5 separate regions of the Homo sapiens genome follow, and regions 1, 2, 3 and 4 are each linked to region 5. Evidence: chromatin loops called from intact Hi-C (ENCODE). Cell type or tissue: endothelial cell of umbilical vein. All regions are shown on one strand.

Evidence for each region. Hi-C counts contacts between places; a loop is a spot of excess contacts. Peaks named below come from ENCODE experiments on the same cell type or tissue, not always from the same donor. Only the 100,000 strongest peaks of a DNase experiment are listed, where the experiment ranks them.
Region 1: a loop joins it to region 5, with 6 times the contacts of the local background. A loop is called at or near these places in 3 of 110 quality-filtered maps.
Region 2: it touches region 5 in a loop (2.4-fold over the local background); 2 of 110 quality-filtered maps call a loop at or near these places.
Region 3: it touches region 5 in a loop (7-fold over the local background); 48 of 110 quality-filtered maps call a loop at or near these places.
Region 4: a loop joins it to region 5, with 11 times the contacts of the local background. A loop is called at or near these places in 45 of 110 quality-filtered maps.

What each region holds. Positions count from the first base shown.
Region 1 is chr10:12,843,758-12,847,757 of GRCh38, reverse strand. No RefSeq gene overlaps it. Among named protein-coding and RNA genes, the nearest start is that of MIR548Q, 120 kb to the right of the region's middle. In endothelial cell of umbilical vein, no CTCF peak of the experiment used is centred here; a DNase peak (open chromatin) is centred at 2,447; H3K27ac peaks cover 1,802 bases.
Region 2 is chr10:12,780,161-12,784,160 of GRCh38, reverse strand. The region is part of intron 5 of CAMK1D (calcium/calmodulin dependent protein kinase ID); the gene reads right to left. Among named protein-coding and RNA genes, the nearest start is that of MIR548Q, 57 kb to the right of the region's middle. In endothelial cell of umbilical vein, a CTCF peak has its summit at 1,518 (motif pointing left); a DNase peak (open chromatin) is centred at 1,490.
Region 3 is chr10:13,073,226-13,077,225 of GRCh38, reverse strand. It overlaps a transcript of CCDC3 not described here. Among named protein-coding and RNA genes, the nearest start is that of OPTN, 25 kb to the left of the region's middle. In endothelial cell of umbilical vein, a CTCF peak has its summit at 2,209 (motif pointing right); a DNase peak (open chromatin) is centred at 2,235; H3K27me3 peaks cover 490 bases.
Region 4 is chr10:12,900,286-12,904,285 of GRCh38, reverse strand. All of the region lies in intron 2 of CCDC3 (coiled-coil domain containing 3), which reads left to right. Among named protein-coding and RNA genes, the nearest start is that of CCDC3, 99 kb to the left of the region's middle. In endothelial cell of umbilical vein, a CTCF peak has its summit at 1,973 (motif pointing right); a DNase peak (open chromatin) is centred at 2,015; H3K27me3 peaks cover 227 bases.
Region 5 is chr10:12,705,688-12,709,687 of GRCh38, reverse strand. All of the region lies in intron 3 of CAMK1D (calcium/calmodulin dependent protein kinase ID), which reads right to left. Among named protein-coding and RNA genes, the nearest start is that of MIR548Q, 18 kb to the left of the region's middle. In endothelial cell of umbilical vein, a CTCF peak has its summit at 1,932; a DNase peak (open chromatin) is centred at 2,037; H3K27ac peaks cover 3,049 bases.

The sequences.
Region 1 (4,000 bases), 140 kb before region 5:
TGGGACCCACGAGAACCGCTCCTCCTTGGCTTGACTGCTCCGTCCGTCCCCAGAGAGGATGAGACTGAAAGAAACTTAACCCAAAGGTGCCATGACATTAGGCTGGAAGTGACACTGAGGTGCTGCTATCTGGCTGGGCAGCTAATCTGATCATTAGCTACTCCCTGTAGCTCACCAAAGCCAGCCTCTGCTTAGATCTCACACCCGTTGGTTGCTGTCAGCAAAAGGAGACAGGCTCAAGGAAGACTGGACTCCCAGTTGAGAATGCACACGGGATAGGGCCTCCTTACTCAGGGCATATGGTCTTGGACTAGCAGCGTCTGCATCTCCTGGGAGCTTCTAGAAATGCAGAATGTCAGGCCCCAGCCCAGATCTGTTGAGTCATAATCTGCATTTTATCAAGATACACAGGTATTTTCCATGTAGGTTTAAGTTTAGAAGCACTGCACTAGCGGACATCCTTGCGCCTCAGTTACCCCGCAGATGGGTCTTTTACTGTGTAAGCATTTTATCTGCATCTCTTCATTTTCTCTCCTCATTTCACTTTTTGCCCTAGGAGGTCACAAGCATCAATCGTCATGCAGACTGGAGCTAGAAAAAGATTGACAATTTCACCATGCCTGCCTTAGCATATGGCTCTTAGGTTAGTATAAGGTTGGTCACCAAGTAATAGGTTTGAGTTTTCAAAACAATCACTAAGAGGTCTGGATATTCATTCCTAAGTCCTTTCCCTCCCACTAGGGGAGTGTCTTCAAGGCATCTTGGTTATGGTCTAGGGTTGTGGAGTGGTTGCCAGGGTTGCCTAATCCCTAAGTATCCCAAGTCTTATCTGAGGATTGATGAAATATATCACATACAAGCCAGACACAGTGGCATGTGCCTGTAATCCCAGCCTCTTGGGAGACAGAGGCAGGAAGATAGCTTGAGTCCAGAAGTTCAAGACGAGCCTGGGCAACATAGCAAGACCCCATCTCTAAAAAAAAAATTGAAAGAAACACAGAAATATATCACATGCATGTATTACTATTACTCAATTATTACAGAGATACAGATGCACTTTAATAATTCATTTTGAAAACTTTTTGCAGTGTCTTTTGTTAGTTCCAATCACTAAGATGCTGTGTTCCATGGAAAGGGGCCATATTCATCAAGAATTTGAGAACCATGGCTCTAGCGGTCTGAAGCTCCAAGCTCCTAAGACTGCCTAACCAAAACAAAGACACTGGTATATATTTTCCATTCATTTATGAGTTTTCAAAAAATTTAGGTCTTTATTAAGAGTTAAATATAAACATTAACTCATTGTGTTACAGAGAAATAGGGTCTTTGGAGGAACTGTTTGAACATGGGTCACAGTTACTTGTTTATGTAACACGATTTAGAGGGGTACAAAGATCCTTGGCAGGAAGGGTAGGAGGAGGAGATGGAGGAGATGGGAGAGAAGGAAGGAAGCACCTGTGAAATCCCTACCTTCAACCTTGTCAGTTTCCAATTTGCATATGCTCATGTCCCTAATGAAAAGCACCTCCAAAATAGACTTCTTTCATTTAGATATATGTATTTTTGCGTTATGACTTTTTCCATTACAACAGCACAAAACCCAAGAAGGTAGCTGGTGTGGCGATGCACAACTGTATTCTCAGTTATGAGGGAGGCTGAGATGGGAGAATCACTTGAGCCCAGGAGTTCGAGGCTACAGTGATCTATAATTGCACCACTACACTCCAGCCTGGGTGACAGAACAACCTCGTCTCTTAAAAAAAAAAAAATTTAAGTAAACTAGACTTGAAATCAGGTTTTCAAATTGCTGTATTACAAAGTCTTAAATCACGATTAAAAAAATAACAAAACTTGCCTATAATCCCAACTACTCAGGAGGCTGAGGTGGAAGAATCACTTGAACCCAGGAGGCGGAGGTTGCAGTGAGCCGAGACTGCGCCGCTGTACTCAGCCTGCGCGACAGAGTAAGAGTCTGTCTCAAAAAAACAAAGAAACAAACAAACAAAAACATAAAAATAACAAAACCCAAGATGACATGAATGTAACAAAGATAAACATTTTGTTCTACTGAACAGTTTCTTTTATCTTGGTCTTGTCCTTCTAATTTTCTTTCTTTGTGTATGTTTTATATGTTCATAAGTAGGTATAGTATATGCCTATAATTTCCAGAAATATAAATATTCATCTATTCAGAGCACAATGTTCAAAAATATTTTATCATAAGGATGCACAACAAAAACTGTTTAGATATCCCTGAACTAGATTAATACCTCTTACCATCTTTTGTCAACAAATGGGTCAGAAAAGTCCCTTCATTGCCATTATTTACAGCCAGTGTCGTGCTACCAACATTCTCTACGCCTGAGTCATCCTTGTTCATGTTCACATTCGAGCTTGTTCATTTAGCACCAGACTTGGAAAGAAACTGCAGGAAATGTGCATTTCTGGACGACTCGAACAATTTTACCTCACGCTCTTCCCTGCTCCGGGCTGGGATCCAACTCTGAAAAAACCTGAAATTCACAGATTCAAGGGAGACTTTTCTCCATGTTTCTCAGGAAGTAAACAGGGTATGGCTGACACGGCAACACCCTTTTCCAGGCAAAGAGCAAAATGCAGCAGGGGTTTGGACCTCAGTGCAGTTTTCACTGGAACTTGGGCTGTGTCTGGGTGCCAGAGAATTTTAAAGAGCAAGCAGGTACCTCAGGGATCTTGTTGTCAAACCCCTCATTATATGAGTGAGACACAGAAGGACAAAGTTGGAATGAACTATGCAAGATCACATAGCACGCTAGTGGCACATCCGGGACCACCACCCAGTCTCTCCAGTCTCCCCCTCTGTGGCTGATGTGGGGGAGGGACAGCTTGAGGAGCAGGGGGAGTTTCTGGCTTGTGATGAGACATGGCTGGACAATGTCTGGTGGTGTTAGATCCCAGACAGCGTTTCCACAGAACTCTTCCATGCACTCTAACCCAGGTGCCTGTGTGGGGTCTCTGGTGAGAGATTCATGGGGTCCCCCGTCTGGGAAAGGCTGTTTGGTACTGCCTGCCTCTGGAAAGTAGAAAGCTCACTTACAGCTTCTTCAACCTAGAAACAATCTTTGTACAGGATGGTGGTCGCAAAAGTCCAGCTCTTCTAATGGTGTCTACGGCTCCAACATATAGAAAAGGTCTGGAAGACCTGAAGTGAGGTGGGGGATGGGTGTGTGTGTTCCCCACTGCCGTATCCATCCTCAGTGCCTAGGACAGGGCCTGCCTGACACGTAGGAGGTCCTCAGATTTTTTTTTTGAGACAGAGTCTTGCTCTTTCGCCCAGGCTGGAGTGCAGTGGTGTGATTATAGCTCACTGTACCCTTGACCTCCTGGGCTCAAGAGATTCCCCTACCTCAGCCTCTGGAGTAGCTGGGACTACAGGCACCAAACACCACACCTGAATGATTTTTGTATTTTTAGTAGAGTCGGGGTTTCACCATGTTGGCCAGGCTAGTCTTGAACTCCTGGCTTCAGGTGATCTGCTCACCTCTGCCTCCCAAAGTGCCAGGATTACAGGCGAGAGCCACTGCACCTGGCCAGGTGTTTTTTTGTTTTGTTTGTTTTGCTTTGTTTTTAAGAGACAGGATCTCGTCGTGTTGCCCAGGCTGGAGTGCAGTGGTATGATCATAGCTCACTGCAGCCTCGACCTCCTGGGCTGAAGAGATTCCCCTACCTCAGATCCCTGAGTAGCTGGGACGACAGGCACACACTACCACATCTGGCTAATTTTTAAATTATTTTTTTGTAGAGATGGGGTCTTACTATGTTTGCTCAGGATGGTCTTGAACTCCTGGGCTCAAGCAATCCTCCTGCCTCAGCCTCCCAAAGTGCTGGGATTACAGGCCTGAGCCACCGTGCCTGGCCCAGAAATTTTTGTTGAATAAAAAACGCCTCACCTGAGAAGGTGGGGGAGAGACGAGTGGAGAGGCCTAAGTTTTTCACCTACTCGGGCTGGGTTTGAGGGTGG
Region 2 (4,000 bases), 74 kb before region 5:
GGGGCAAAGGGCAGAAAGAAATACTTTGTTACACGATCTCTCAGAACCTCCTCCTGGTCAGATCTTGGGTGCTATTAACTCAGCTTTCTTTGCTATTCCTGACAAAACAATATCCCATCGGCTTATCAAGTTTACACCAGTAAATAAAAGTTAAGCTCCATGTAAACCACTCAGCCTCACCAGAGTGTCCAAGGAGCCATCAGAGACCCCTGTGGAGAGATGTGGTCCTTCTCAGAGACCACGATTAACTCATGCTTTTTATAAAACTAGGTAGAAAATTCAAAATAATTGGATTTACTACTGTGAGACTCACCACCAGCCCACTTATGGAAAATTCCACTTTGCGGGAACCAAGCTACTTTATATTGATTTAGAGCAAGTATTCCTGGCGAACGGAAAGACTCGAGAGACTTCAAAAAAACAAAAAAAGAGTTTCAGAAACCTTTCATCTTGTTTTTAAAACAATTAAATTGCCCATTTTCCTTACCAAAGAAGAGAGAAGAACAAGGCGTAACCAAGGGGACTGAAACTAAGACAGCAGCTGTCTTGTGGGTGTGGGGCTCGTGGTAATCAATCTTCATGCTCTTCTGAAGTAGAAAAGAATTTTCCCTTTCCCGAGCCCCAAGGACGTGCCAAGAAGCAGTTTCTGCTGAGAGGGTGGAGGAAACGGCGAAGCCCTTAGCCTCCTAGGAAGCCCACGTTCAGGGTGCTTTGCTCACCTCCATGGAAGTCTGTGTGGCCTCTCCTCTCTGTCCTTCACACATGACCCCTCCAGTGGGCGGAGGACGGTGACACATCAGGAGGGAGCAGCCTGGGGGACAGGGGCAGTCCTCGATGCCAGAAGATAAAAGCCAACAGTCCAGCACCAGGCCGGGTATAGTGGCTCACGCCTGTAATCCCAGCACTTTGGGAGGCTGAGGTGGGCGGATCACGTGAGGTCAGGAGTTTGAGACCAGCCTGGCCAACATGGTGAAACCCCGTCTCTACTAAAAATACAAAAATTAGCCAGGCGCGGTGGTGCATGCCTGCAGTCCCAGCTACTCTGGAGGCTGAGGCAGGAGAACTGCTTGGACCGAGGAGGTGGAGGTTGCAGTGAGCCAAGATTGCACCACTGCACTCTAGCCTGGGCAACAGAGCAAGACTCTGTCTCAAAAAAAAAAAAAACAAAAAAAAAAAAAACTGAAAATACTGAATTTACTCTAAAAAACAAGTCTGTTATCTCAGATCCAGCATGGAATCAGAGGACAGGATTATAGGCTGGGCTCTGTGCCACAGTAAACTAGAGGATTCATTACCTTGCCTATGCCTCAGTTTCCTGTCTTGATGGGCACATGCCACTGTGTCCTAGAGTTACGCCTGCAAGGAAAAGAACTGGAGCTCAATTTGGAAGAGTTGCACATGGCCTCTCATTGTAAACAATGCCAGTAGGTATCTGTGTCCAGGGTTAGACGCTCAGATCACAGCTGGTCTTCCGGTCCTTGAGGAACTTCCACCAGGAAGTGGGACGAAGCGATGCCCCCCCTGCTGGTGGGGGAAGGAACACCAGCTACTAAATCAAACTGTAATCAAGTTTCTAACAGTTTGCGACACTGCGTATCAGAGAAGACACGAGAAGATTTCTCTCAAACAGTGAGAGAGAAAGATGACATTTCTACCCAGCAGTGGCCTTTTCAGAGATGCTAAACAGAACTTAAAGATCAGGAAAAATAAAATTAAGCTTCGTGTTGTTGCAACCCCAGACACACATTTCAGTAGAGAATTTGGCCTCAGTAAGAATGACATCAAGACAAGGAGGTGATACTGAATGTGCTGGGTCAGGTCAGCTTCCTGTCAGTAGCAGAATTTGCAGCAGCAGGGATATTAAAAAAGAAAAAATTAAGACAATGAGGGACTTTTACCAGGAGCATCTTGATAAACAGCTGCTGCTTCACCCAGGTTTCCAGTATTGCAATCCAGACTGTTGGCAAGTAAAAATCAGGCTGAAACACAGGAGCGTTCTCTGCCTGAAGTCTGTCTTCCATCCAAAGTCACAGAAGAAGAGCAGAAGGCTTTTGGGACAGCTCTGATCTTTTCTGTTGGGATAGCCTCCTTCTCTGGTCTCTATCAGCCTTCACCTAGAGCTGTCATTCATGAGGAATGAATTGCCTCTAGCAATAGATCAGGATGGCAAAAAAAAAAAAAAAAAAAACAATTAAATTAAAAACATATCACCAGGCCAGGCATGGTGGCTTACGCCTGTAATCCCAGCACTTTGGGAAGCTGAGGCCGGTGGGTCACCTGAGGTCAGGAGTTTGAGACCAGCCTGGCCAACATGGTAAAACCCTGTCTCTACTAAAAATATAAAAACCAGGTGCAGTGATGCGTGCTTGTAATCCCAGCTTCTCGGGAGGATGAGGCAGGAGAATCGCTTGAACCTGGGAGGCAGAGGCTGCAGTGAGCTGAGCTCGTGCTACTGCACGCCAGCCTGGGCAACACAGCAAGACTCCGTTTCAAAAAAAAAAAAAAAAAAAAGTATCGCCAAAGAGCAGCTTACCCTGATCTGTCCAGTAGCCTCGAGTTTCACCACAGGCATGAGAAGTCCCCATGAAAGCACCATACTGGTATGTAATTACCATTCTCATCTGAGCTGGGACTGCTGTTTAAATGCTCCCAAAGCCAATCATGGAGGAGTGAGGCTAAGGAACGGGGAGGGAGTAGAAGCTGGGGCCACTGGGCTTTTGAAATGTGGGAGGGCCTTGGAACTCCGCGGGATGGAGGAAGTCAACTGTGCCAAGGAAGGCATTTCAGAGCAATGTGGCCACAAACGGCACTGCTGTGCGGCCCTTCTGGGGTCTCCCATGGGGGCCTACCTGCTGTGTGATCACGGCGTGACGCCTACTCTGTACTTAAGTCAAGCCTTTCTTGTGAAATCTGATTAAGAAGACTGCCGTAGTCATTCCAGGGTTTTGGTTTTTAATCATGACAAAGAACAAATGGAGCTCCACAATGCTGCCCTCCCCCTCTTTCCCACCACGACAAAACGTGACCTCCCTCCCACATCAAGTATCTAAAGAAGCAATTCCACAAGGAAGAAAAGTGCCTTAAAAACACTGTGTTCAGAGCGACTCTGTGGGACTGCCATGTGTGGGATGGGGCTCCTCAAAGCCAGGCTGGGTTTACGTCGCCCACGTGCGATGAGTCAGGTCCACGAAGAGGAGCAGGCCCTACAAGTCTCCCCACTTAGGGGGCCCTGTCCTCTCCAACACCGGGGGTCTGGCTGCAGCCCACGGTGTGATAAAATGTTCGCTGTGGGCTGTCACCAAGTGGCTGTTGAGAAAGAGAGAAAACTCTCATCTGGATGTTCCACCTACTCATCTGTGCCCTGTATGACAATTTCTCAGTTACATAAAACCCTGTTGTGACACTAACAGTCGGAGAGGATGAGAACAATGATGTAATGCTTATAGTCATGGACCAAAATATGGTATTTAAGTGAGAAACAAATAAAAAGCAAGCTCTGTTGGGGAGCAACCACATCGAGGAGTGAAGACGAAAGGACTGGGAACAGAGGCGCTATGGGGAAAGATGAAAAGAATCGAGATCACTCAGAAGACAGACGCTGGGGAGGTCCATTGACTGAATCCTTCTTCTTGGCTGTACGGAGTGAAGACAGGAACAATGATGGCCAGTATCCTTGACACGTAGATATTTACATACTTAAAGGATGCCAACTCACAAGTCTATAGAAACACACAATGTTAAAACCAGAAAAAAAATTTACAGGAGATATTTAGCCCAGCACATTTATTTTATATACAAGAAACTGAGAATCCCCAAGTTTAAGTGAAAGGCACAGGCCTCCTTCATATCTAATCAATGGCAGACAGAGGAGGACGCTTACATTCAAGTCCCCTGCTGGGTGGCTTTGAGGATAGAGGTCCTCGCCCCAACACTGTGCTGGCTGGAACCCCTGGTTTCCAAGAGCTCATCATAATCCCACGCCCCACATCAACTTCTAGAA
Region 3 (4,000 bases), 370 kb before region 5:
TGTTTGTCTGTTATTGGTGTTTAGGAATGCTTGTGATTTTTGCACTTGATTTTGTATCCTGAGATTTTGCTGAAGTTGCTTATCAGCTTAAGGAGATTTTGGGCTGAGACGATGGGGTTTTCTAAATATACAATGATGTCATGTGCAAATAGGGACAATTTGACTTCCTCTTTTCCTAATTGAATACCCTTTATTTCTTTCTCCTGCCTGATTGCCCTGGCCAGAACTTCCAACACTATGTGTAATAGGAGTGGTGAGAGAGGGCATCCCTCTCTTGTGCCAGTTTTCAAAGGGAATGGGAAGCAATTTTTGTCCCTTATGCAGCTTGTCCCTGCTACTCTGTCCTGTCTCCATTGGCTGGAGCCAGACCTCACAATATAAACTGAACCCGATTGGCTGACAATTTAAAACTTCTCTAAATAGGTGAAAGCAATGGAGAACAAGGGAAAGGAGGAAGTTGCTTACTAAAGGACTTAGAAAAGTAATAACATTCCCAAATAAGGAAGGGGCATAGGCTGCGAGCTGGGACATGTCTGTGAGCATGTCCAGCACAGATATCTTGGTTAAAGTACAAGGACATAGAATGTACTATGTGCCTGTGAGCATGTTTAATAACTACATAGGATAGGGCTTAACAAAGAGTTATTAGCACAAAGCAAGGAGGCTTGAAGGAAGTTAGTCTTTAAAAGGAACTATTACTTCTAACACTTATGATTTATTCTTTAACAAGGGAAACTTTGAGGAAGAAACTTTTTGCTTTCTACACAGGACACTCCTACGTCTGGGTCTGTTTAGTAAAGGTTATCAATCTGTTTCCTTAGCCACAAACATCTAGAGGCTAGGAATATCTAACTTTCGGGGAGGGCAGCCCAGCAAGTCCCAGCCTCATTTTTCCTAGTCCTCACCCAAGATGGAGTTGCTCTGGTTTGAATGCCTCTGACAACAATCCTAAATGTATTACTGTTGGCTGAATTGCTTTATCCTCTCTATTTTTCGTTTTAATTCCAGCCATCAACATTTGCCCATTTGCTAAGTTAGAAATTTGGAGGCAGCTTTGACTCTTCTGCCCATACTGAGTTAGCCATCGAGACCTGCCTCCTTTGCTTCCCTATTTCCCTGATACCTGCTTCCCTATTATTTTAGGTTTTTTTGTTTGCTTGTTTTAAGATAGGGTCTTGCTCTGTCACCCAGGCTGGAGTGCACTGGCACAATCTTGGCTCATTGCAACCTCTGCCTCCCAGGTTCAAGCAATTCTCCTGCCTCAGCCTTTGGATATCTGGGATTACAGGCACATGCCATGATGCCTGGCTATTTTTATTTTATTTTATTTTATTTTTTTAGTAGAGACAGAGTTTAGCCATGTTGGCCAGGCTGGTCTCAAACTCCTGACCTCAAGTGATCCGCTCACCTTGGCCACTGAAAGTGCTGGGATTACAGGTGTGGAGCCACCATGCCCGTGCGCCTACCCACATCGATACATAAAATTAACCATTGCACTGAGCAAATTGGTTAATCATCAATTTTTGAAAAGTATATTGAGCATTGAAGGCTCATCCAATTCTAGGCCAGGTTTCATGGAGAATCTATAATGCAAAGTCTTTATTCCTTCTTGTCTCCCCTCCCCACAAGGGTTTTTTCCTGGTTTATTTATTTATTTATTAGTGTTTCTTCCCTTATTTTTAGCAGATTCAATACTTTAGCGGTGGGAAGAGGTTCATCCTTAGGAGCTTCTAAACCATTACCCACCTACCCAGGCTGGGACGTCTAGAAAAAAAAAACAAAAAAACAAACGTGTCTGATGAAAATAGGAATATCTGTGTGTCATCTTCCCCGACTCAGATATCAATCACTTATTATTTCGTTTAAAAGCCAAAGAAACAAAAATACCCACTGATTTTGGAGCTCCTACATGTGCCAGTCACTATGCAGGATGCTGGGGATACAGTGATACGCAAAACAAAAAGTTGTTTATTGCTTGTTAAACAAAGCAAAGGCACTTTATGCACCAGCAGAGGAAATAGGAAAACCATAGTGGAAAAGACTCCCTAGCTTCTGAGATATTGATAAGAAGTTGGAGAGATGATTTGTTATAAAGGGATGTAAAGCCTCGTTTCAGTGGGAAACCATTCGTTCATCAGGGAGCCAGGTTTGCAGTGGGCACCTATGCGTCAGTTCTGATGTTCCCCGCCTACGATTGTTTGTCCATGTCCAGCAGATGGCGCCAAGTGACTGGCCGCGGCTGGGATGTACCGGGTCCTCTTTGGAAAACATGAAATCTATTTCTATAGGGCCAGCATCTTAAAGAAGGCACTCATATTGTCTGTTTGAGACCCTTTCTTTTGCTCCATTTTAATGTGATATGTGGATCAAAATAAGAAATAGACAATAAAATGGTTTCTCCTCCTGGAATGTGGTAATATTGTGGAATAACAGGAACACAGGTCTAACGTAGATAGCTGAGTAAAACAGCACCCAGACTTGCAGCCGGCACGGGGAACTCATGTGAGTGTGTGTATGTGTGTGCACGCGTATTTGTGCTTATGAGAAAGATTAAACAGTAAAGGATGGAAGTGATAACAAATGCTTTAACAAGGGTAAGGAGAAAGTATTGTAGAAAAATCTATAAAAGCTGAGGGAGTGGGAGAGGGGGAGGGGGAGGGAGAGTTAGTTCAAGTGAGCATGAGAGCTGGGACCTTGGATTAAAAGCATTAAAAGAACTCCAGAAGAAAAGATTTGATTCCGCCGGTTGTGGTGGCTCACGCCTGTAATCCCAGCACTTTGGGAGGTCGAGGTGGGCGGATCACCTGAAGTCGGGAGTTCGAGACCAGCCTGACCAATATGGAAAAACCCCGTCTCTACTACAAAAAAAAAAAAAAAAAAAAAAAAAAAAAAAAAAAAAATTAGCCGGGATATGGTGGTGCATGCCTGTAATCCCAGCTACTCGGGAGGCTGAGGCAGGAGAATTGCTTGAACCTGGGAGGCAGAGGTTGCAGTGAGCTGAGATCACGCCATTGCACTCCAGCCTGGGCAACAGGGGTGAAACTCTGTCTCAAAAAAAAAAAAAAAAAAAAATATATATATATATATATATATATATTTGATTCCTCTGTTTCTTGCAATCCTAGTAACAGGTGACTTGAATTTCAAGTGATTATCATATAAATGGAGGATTAGAAAAGAGACACCAACTCTGGAACCAGTTCAATGGAATTCTTCAAGAGACTGTAACTTAGTGCTTACAAAGACTTGGAATGATCTACACTGCATGGTGTACCTGTTAGAGGAGGTGACATCAAAGCTTTAGGTACTGAGAGAGGATACTTCCTACTGTGGAAGGGAAGAAAAGAAAAAAGCAAAGGTGAGTTGGAATGGTAGACCTGTTGGGTTTATTCTCTCATTGCTAAGCTTTTAAAATCTCTCATTTAAAAAAAATGTCTTGGGCAGGCCACCGTGGCTCATGCCTGTAATCCCAGCACCTAGGGAAGCTGGCATGGGAGGACTGCTTGAGCTCACGAGTTGGAGACCAGCCTAGGCAACATTGAGAAACCCTGTCTCTACAAAAAATTAGCCGAACGTGGTGGCAGGTGCTTGTAGTTGTAGCTGTAGCCTCCTAGCTACTCAGGAGGCTGAGGTGGGAGGATTGCTTGAGCCTAGGAGGGGGAGGTTGCAGTGAGCCAGCCTGGGTGACAGAGTGAGATCCTGTCTCAAAAAAAAAAGTCTTCATCTAATACGGTGAAAGATGGAAGGGGATGTGGTTACTCCTGCTCCAGTTGGATTTGTTTTCTCCATTTAGAAGCTGCTTTCAGAGCAGTAATGACACCTGAGTTTAGAAAACAGTTCCCTGTGTCTGTGCATCTTCCAGCTCAGTGTCCTATGTCACCTGTCCTGAGACATTCCAAGAAGGAAGACCAAAAGACAGCATTCTTGAGCTATTCCAAAGAGATCACAGAGGCCACCACCAAAGAGAAGACTAAGAATCTACCATAGTTTGCCCCGGTAA
Region 4 (4,000 bases), 190 kb before region 5:
TGTGTTTCCCAGGCTGGTCTCAAACTCCTAGGCTCACGCAGTCCTCCCACCTCAGCCTCGCAAAGTGCTGGGATTACAGGCGAGAGCCACCATGCCCGGCCTAGTGAGCCAGTCTTGCCTAGTGAGTTAGTCCTCGTGGCCAAGTGGAACCACCAGATGCTCCCTCCTCCAGCTCCCATGAAATACTCACGGGAAGTGTACAGACCGATGACTGGAAAAGAATCATGATAAAATGAAAAGGGGAAAAAATTAGAACAGAAAACTGAGTAACAGCAGGACTCCAGTTTTCTTTGAAATAGTTATCTATTTATACCCGTAGGAACAATACTAGGAAGAAATGTTACAATGTCCACAGTGATTATCTCTGTACCATAGAATCATTGATGATTTTGATTTTCCTTTTGTTGGTCCCATATTTTTAAAAAATGTTTTTTCTACAATCAGTGTGCTTTGATGGTTTTAAAAAGTGTTATTTTAGACAGATAAGGAAGTATGGATATCCCAGCCTAACTTTTGTCTTTTCGAAAATAAAAGAGCAGGCTCCCAGGGCAATCTTCCCATCTGCCCTTAGGCAGGCATCCTATTGGCCACATGGAAACTTCCAGAGAAAAGCTCTGGGCAGGCAAATGCCAGAGGTACCCAAGCACCTGGGAGGCGCTGAGTGCTGCAGGCCTGAGCGGGGCCTGCCTATGAGGAGTCTGTTGCTTTGGGGCTGCCCTGTAGGACATTCTCTTTGGTTCTTCTTCAAAGAAAATATGGCAGTACCTGTTTCAGCTTGGCCTGGCCTTTCCCTGCTCTTCTCAGTTTACCAAAAAATACCACAAAGCAAATTGAGCAAATAGCGTATCTGGACCTTTTTTTCTTTTTAAAGCAGTTTTAAAAGGAGATGGATTTCATTTGGAAAGCATTCCAAAGAAAGCATTTCTTAAAGAAACACACATTTTGGAAAGCACAGCTCTCCTCTAGAAATTCTTGCTTTCTTAAACACAGGATTTTCTTTTGAGGTGATAGCTGGGATGCCAGAGGGCTCCATCGGCTCCATCAGCAGTGGCTTGGTTATTTTATGGCGTTAGCCTCAATTCACATGACACAGGCTCCCCCTACTCAGAGGCATGGCCCACTTTGCTGCAGAGATACAGACCTGCCTGCTAAGCAGTCCTGGGTCATGGCTGTGCTATGTTGGTTGTCTTGGATACGTTACTAGAGTCCTTTGATGTCTTTTGCTCCTACTGAAACCCTACCCATATTAGAGGCCACGAGGACCAAAGAATGACATGTTCACCAAGGAACTCTCATCCCATCCACGCTTTTCACATTCACCTTTGCTTGGGAATTTATCATTCCCATCTCAATGATCCTCCCACTCCGGATACACACACAGATGCACTTCAAGGCGTCCCTCTGTTCCATCTTGGTTTTTACAGCCTGGGTCAAGGTCTTCCTTTTGTCTGGGCTCTAAGTCTTGCTGGAGGTGAAATTCATCCTCTTGCTAGCCTGGAGAACAGCTGTGTCCATGGTCGAGGGCTAACTGTGAAGAGTGTTGTGTCTTAGAAAGAACTCTTAACACGTGATCACTCAAGTCCCAGCATCCTCCTCTATTTTTCACGATTTTTAAACGCAGCTTCTGAACACCGCCATCGAGCCTGCCTTCAACTCTTCTTTGATGTTATGTTCCAGCCACTATTGGGTTCTGTTCTTTGAAAATTCGAGCAAGCAGTCTTCCAAAACCCCAATCCTCTTGTTGTCATGGACTTTGGACTTTTTTGTCTTGTTCTTGGTTGAAGAATCTACCATAACTTGTAGAAAACTCATGACTTAATGAGGGAGTGTCATTATACAGTGCTCAGCCTGGTACTTGGCCATATTAAAGCCTAAGTTCCATAGCTAATATCTATCCACAAGACAATAGAAATACTGTCAGTTCTCCCGGGAATTTCTCATGCCCACCTTCTCATCTTTTTGAGGGGGTCTCATTTTGGCCAGAAGAGGGCAGTGTTGCACATATGGTCTCCCCTGTAACAGCAGCTTCCCCGGGAGCCCAGAGTTTCTCATTAAATGACAGGTATTATTGGAACATTCCACTTGGCTCCTTTTTCTTAACTGTAGGCCTAAAAAGGCCAGGGCAGCAAGGATGCAAAAACCATTGTGAACCAGGCCTTCAGGAGCTTGTGACTTGTGAATGTCAAGGCCCTTGAGTCACATTCTCCTAGTGCCACCAGGTACTTGGCGTGTGGTGTGAATAGCTACGGCGTGCCATGGAGACTGGGGAGGGGGACACATTACATACACAGGGAGACCCGGTGGAAAGCATCGTGAAAGGGGACCACAGAGGGCTTCCAAGATGGCCAGGCGGAGATGGGGAGAACAGTGCTCCAGGCGGGAGGAAGAGCCTCTGGGATGAGAAAGCGCTGATGTGTTGGAGGAAGAGCTGGGTGGGACCCAGTGTGCCTTGGGTATAAAATGTGGGAACAGAAGGAAGAACACTAAGACTGGAGATGTTGGCCGGGTCCAATCACAAAAGTTAAAGGCTTTAGGAGATTTGACTCTATCCTATAATCACGGCTAACAGTTAGTGAACGTTTACTGTGCACGAGGGCATGGTTCTAAACATTTTTCAAGTAAAACTCATGAAATCCTCCCAACAACCATGATCATCCCACTGAGAGTGGCCAGGTTCCCTGAGACGTAGACTTTGGAATAAGAGGTGCAGGTGGGCCAGGTGCAGTGACTTACGCCTGTACTCCCAGCACTTTGGGAGGCCGAGGCGGGCAGATCACGAGGTCAGGAAATCGAGACCATCCTGGCCAATATGGTGAAACCCCATCTCTACAAAAAATACCAAAAAATGAGCCGGGCTTGGTGGCTCGTGCCTGTAGTCCCAGCTACTACTCAGGAGGCTGAGGCAGGAGAATCGCTTGAACCCGTGAGGTGGAGGATTGCAGTGAGCCAAGATCACGCCACTGCACTCCAGCCTGGCGACACAGCAAGACTCCATCTCAAAAAAAGAAAAGAAAAGAAAAAATAATGTAAGAGGTATAGGTGGTGTTTTCAAGAATGCTCCTGGGATTAATACCTTGGGTAGAAAAGAACAAGAACAGGCGGAGGCAGACATCAGCCTGTGATCCAGTCTCAACAAAGGCTGTAGCCTACCCCAGGACACCCAGCAATGGGGACCGCCCTTCAGAGATCTTCCAAGTTGGGATGAGGGGCCTTGGTCTTCATACCCTGGTGTCAGCCAGTCCTTGGATACAGGTGCTCCAAAGAAGGGGGCGTGACCTTGGGCAGTTCTCTTAGGTCAGGGTCAGTTTCCGGAGAGAGACTCAGCTTAGGGCTATCGGCTATCGGTCTGCAGCACTCCAAGAAGCTGGGGAAATCAATCCTTTAGTACTGAAGTGGGTTCTGGCTAATACAGACCAGAGTCCACTACTCTGAGCCTAGGAAGCTTGCCCAAGGTCTCAGGTCACTCGTCAGTGGAAGAGGCAGGACTGGAAACCAAAGCAGCCTGGCCTCAGGGTCTGAGCTCTTCACCCATCACCATCATATTGCAGTGTAGATAGTGGGGCTCGATGGAGTTTGTTTTTTTTTTTTTTTTTTTGAGATGGAGTGTCTCTTTGTCACCCAGGCTGGAGTGCAGTGGCGCGATCTCGGCTCACTGCAAGCTCCGCCTCCCAGGTTCACGCCATTCTCCTGCCTCAGCCTCCCGAGTAGCTGGGACTACAGGCACCCGCCACGACGCCCGGCTTTTTTTTTTTTTTTTTTTTTTGTATTTTTAGTAGAAATGGGGTTTCACCCTGTTAGCCAGGATGGTCTCGATCTCCTGACCTTGTGATCCGCCCACCTCAGCCTCCTAAAGTGCTGGGATTACAGGCGTGAGCCACCACACCCAGCCCGGCTCAATGATGGAGATTTCTAAGCAGAGGAAAGTTGAGGCTCAAGTCTTTCTTTGGGAATGTAGCTTCTGATGAGGTAAAATGGGAGAAAGGAGAAAGATTGGAGAATA
Region 5 (4,000 bases):
TGAATCACTCCATAATCCTACAGCTATACAAGATATCGGGTGACAGATTAAAACACACAGGCCCTCCTCTCCACCTCTATGTACCTAGAGCACTAAGTTTCCTTTTCTTGTGAAAAAGCTTCTTGCTGTTTCTGAGTTTGCAGACTCTTAGCTTTGGGCTGTCTCAATACTAGATATTTTTATTCCCCTAAGATTTCAGAATGCATTCAGTTCTTTGTATCTGTCATATTTTCATTTTCCCTCCTTAGACTCTGCATTGCAAAGTCCTTTCCATTTGCGAGTTTGTTTCAACAATGGCAAAGAGGTGGGGACAGCTGGTGCCTTCTGCAGCCACTGTCTCCCTTTACCAAGAAAAAAAAAAAAATCCTCCAACCACGGCCTTAGCACTCCTCACATTTTCTCAGCCAAGAATTTTCTCAGCTACAATGTATTCCATCTTTACAAGCCCACAAGGCCTTTTTGTTTTTTTCTAATTTTCCATTTATATAACTGTGGAGGCTCCAAGCTCCAAGTCGGCTTTCCCAGAGCCTCCACAAAGAGGTTCTCACCCGCCCCCCACATAGGTGACTCACCCAGGAGGAAGGTCTGACAAGGAGGAAAGATGTCTGAGGCTTGGACCTGGGTAGCCACCTTCTGCCAAAAGATCTGTGCCCCCCACTCCCATGCCACAGTTCAGGCCCCAGGGCATGGGTGCCTGCTCCCTTGGCTGAGACTCGAACTGGGATGCCGTTAAGAGATGCAACTCCGGGTCGGGCGTGGTGGCTCACTGACTTCAAGTGATCCTCCTGCCTCGGCCTCTCAAAGTGCTGGGATTACAGATATGAGCCACCACGCCTGGCCTAATGGGATCATTGAAAACAAGCCCCACTACATCAAACAAGTCATCCATATTTAATAACCAATAATATCGTAGATTAGGAAGATCCTATTACCAAAGAGTCCCTAACAACCTCAAAATGAATAGAAGAAAACAGCCCACCTGTCCAAAAGGCCATGATGCTTATACTGTCTTGGGAGTTAATATCTGTAATTCAAGGAAACTGGCACTTTTAAAGAGGATAGGGACATGCAAATTATATTACAGGCAAAGCGTCAACTCTTTTGCTGAGGCCGTCTGAAGCTTTATAGAAACAAGTGCAAAAGTATATTATGGAGCTTAATGAAAAAATAAATTGTGTTTACGTGATCTTAATCACAGTTTTATTATTCTATATTGAGATCCAGCTGGGATCAGGGATTGGGTGGCAAGAAGGGAAGGGGGAGTGCACAGCATATGCGTTACTCTTCCTCTGCTTCTGTGCCCATCAGATGGAGTTACGGCGCTTCCTTCTTCTCCTTCCCTCCCTCCCATCACCACCCAAACTCCATCTCTTTCATAAACAGCATGTAAACGTATCAGTCGCCACTGGGACTTTAAGAACGTCTCCCAGGCATAAGCTGGGAGTGCACTGTCATTGCAGGATACTAGCCCCACAGCACAGGTGGCAGAGTGCAAGAGGTGCATACGTGGAACCTCTGGGGGGACTATTAAGGCCCTCACTAAAACCACTGTGTGTGCAGCACTAAATAAAATGTATTGTGTTGTAGAAATGTATTCTGACCTTTAGAGAGCGAAGGTTAAACTAAATACAATGGGGGCTCTAGCCGTGGCAATGACAATGCTGCCTCGGTCACTCTTAGGCAAAGTCTATCATAGGATTCCACGTAGGGTTACAGGTCGGGCAGAGGGGGGATCCCATTTACTGAGTATCTCCTATGGCCTGCACTCTGTGCTAAGCATATTTAAATCCTTATAAATCCTCCCAACAGAAGGCCTTGGAGGGAGCATGTTTATGGCTAATTTCACAGCTATGAACGTAGGCTCTGAGAGGGTCTTGCCAAACATAATAAACTTCAAAGGCAGGTATGCGAGGCCCCCTGGTGTTCTTGCTATGCCATGCTTCCTCAAAACATTTACTTGTCCTCCTCATACTCAAAGAATCCAAGAGAGATTAGAGACAAGAAACTATCATGTTGAATAAATTGGCCTCTGCCCTCTAAGTTCTGGAATTCCCCAGAGCTGAGCAAGCCTTCCCTTCCCTAGCTCTCTATTTTCTGACTGTGCTCATTCTGCGTCTGCTCTATAACAAGCTCCAGCAGACATTTCCTGTCCTTCCTCCGCAGGCTTTGGCCACCTGCCTTGCTGCCAATGTTTTATTTGACCCTCTACCTCTCCTCTCCTTTTTAATAAACACTTTAAATTCTTGTTGGGAAGAGGATATGGGATGCCAAATTGGATTACTAAGTGAGAACTCAAAATCAAAATGACACAGATCACATTTTACCCCAGTCAACACAAATAGAACAACAAAAACTTAACATATTCAAAACAAAAACACATGATTATAATACTACTTCTGATATGCCAAGCTTACAGTGAAACCTTAATTAGTCAGGCCTCCACTAACTGGCACGCTGAATAACTGGAATTAATTTTTTCTGAATTCTGTTTTTAAGCAAAAGAAGCAAGAGACAGCTAAAGTACATCCACTGCTGGCTGAAAGGAGCAAATTCCAGGCTATGTCCTGGGGCTGGGATCTGTCCACCTCTCCTTCCGTAACTCCTATCTCTCTCCAGCTGGAAAACTCTTTTATGTGCCTGTTAAGTTGTATTTTAAATATCTTTGTGATGGGTAATGTCTTCCCAAACCGCACAGTTTGTCCGTCTTCCTTTAAAATCCCAGATACCTTCATATGTATCTCCCTCTATTCTAGCACGTCCCACCCTAAATGGCCATCATGCTGATATATCTGTTTCCTCCTATGGACCAAGGGCCGAGTTATCACCTACTTCTGTGTTCCAAGAGCACAGCACAAAGCAGATGCTCAAAGGTTGCTTGTTTCAAAGAATAACTGAGGGAATGAATGGAAAACAGAGATCTTTTCTACATTCTTTTTTTTTTTTTTTGGAGACAGGGTCTTACTCTGTTGCCCAAGCTGGAGTGCAGTGGCACAATCTTGGCTCCCTATAATCTCTGCCTCCCAGACTCAAGTTGTTTACAACAAAAACACATGATTATAATCCTCCCACCTCAGCCTCCCAGGTAGCTGGGACTACAGGTGTACCCACCATGCTCAGCTAAGGGTTTGAAAAATTTTTTATAGAGATGAGGTCTCACTATATTGCCCAGGCTGGTCTTGAACTCCTGGGCTCAAGAGATCTTCCTGCCTTGACCTCTCAAAGTGCTGGGATTGCAGGTGTGAGCCACCACACCCAGCCCTTTCCACATTCTATCTCCATCTACACTGCTGTGCTGTGGTACTGAATTTCAGAAGGACGACACGGTAGCCCCCTTAGCCTCAGTTTCAGTTACCTGCCGTCAACTGCGGTCTGAAAATATTAAATGGAAAATTCCACATATAAACAATTAATACAGTTAATAAACAATTTTAAATTGCGAGCCATTCCAAGTAGCTATGAAATCCTGTGCCATCCTACTCTGTCTCACCCAGGATATGAATCATCCCTCTGTCCAGCCCATCCATCCAAACGTTGTCTACACTACCTGCCAGTTAGTCACTTAGAAGCCATCTCAGTTATTGGATTAAAAAACCTTAGTGTACACCTACTATCTGCCATTTCTACATCCACTGGGGTCTTGGGACACACCCCCCTCAGATAAAGCAGGACTACTGCACTGTAATTATCTAAATGGATAAGGATTAAATGAATTCAGTATAACTCAGTGCTAAATAGGGATGCTAAGTTATTATAATACATCCCATGAAGATGTTCAAGTACTGCCTGGCATCATGAAACCAATGGTTAACAGTGAGCATCACTTTTAGTTAAGGTAGCTGTTTAATAAAAGCATTCTTGTCCCTAGACACTCCAGCGACGTGAGATATTGCTCCTCTTAGACTAGCACGAACCATCCATCATACTTCAATGATACTGACAGAAAGCATGTCTCAGCCCTTGGCAAGAAGGCCGAACAATGGAATTCTGGCCCAAGTCCTTG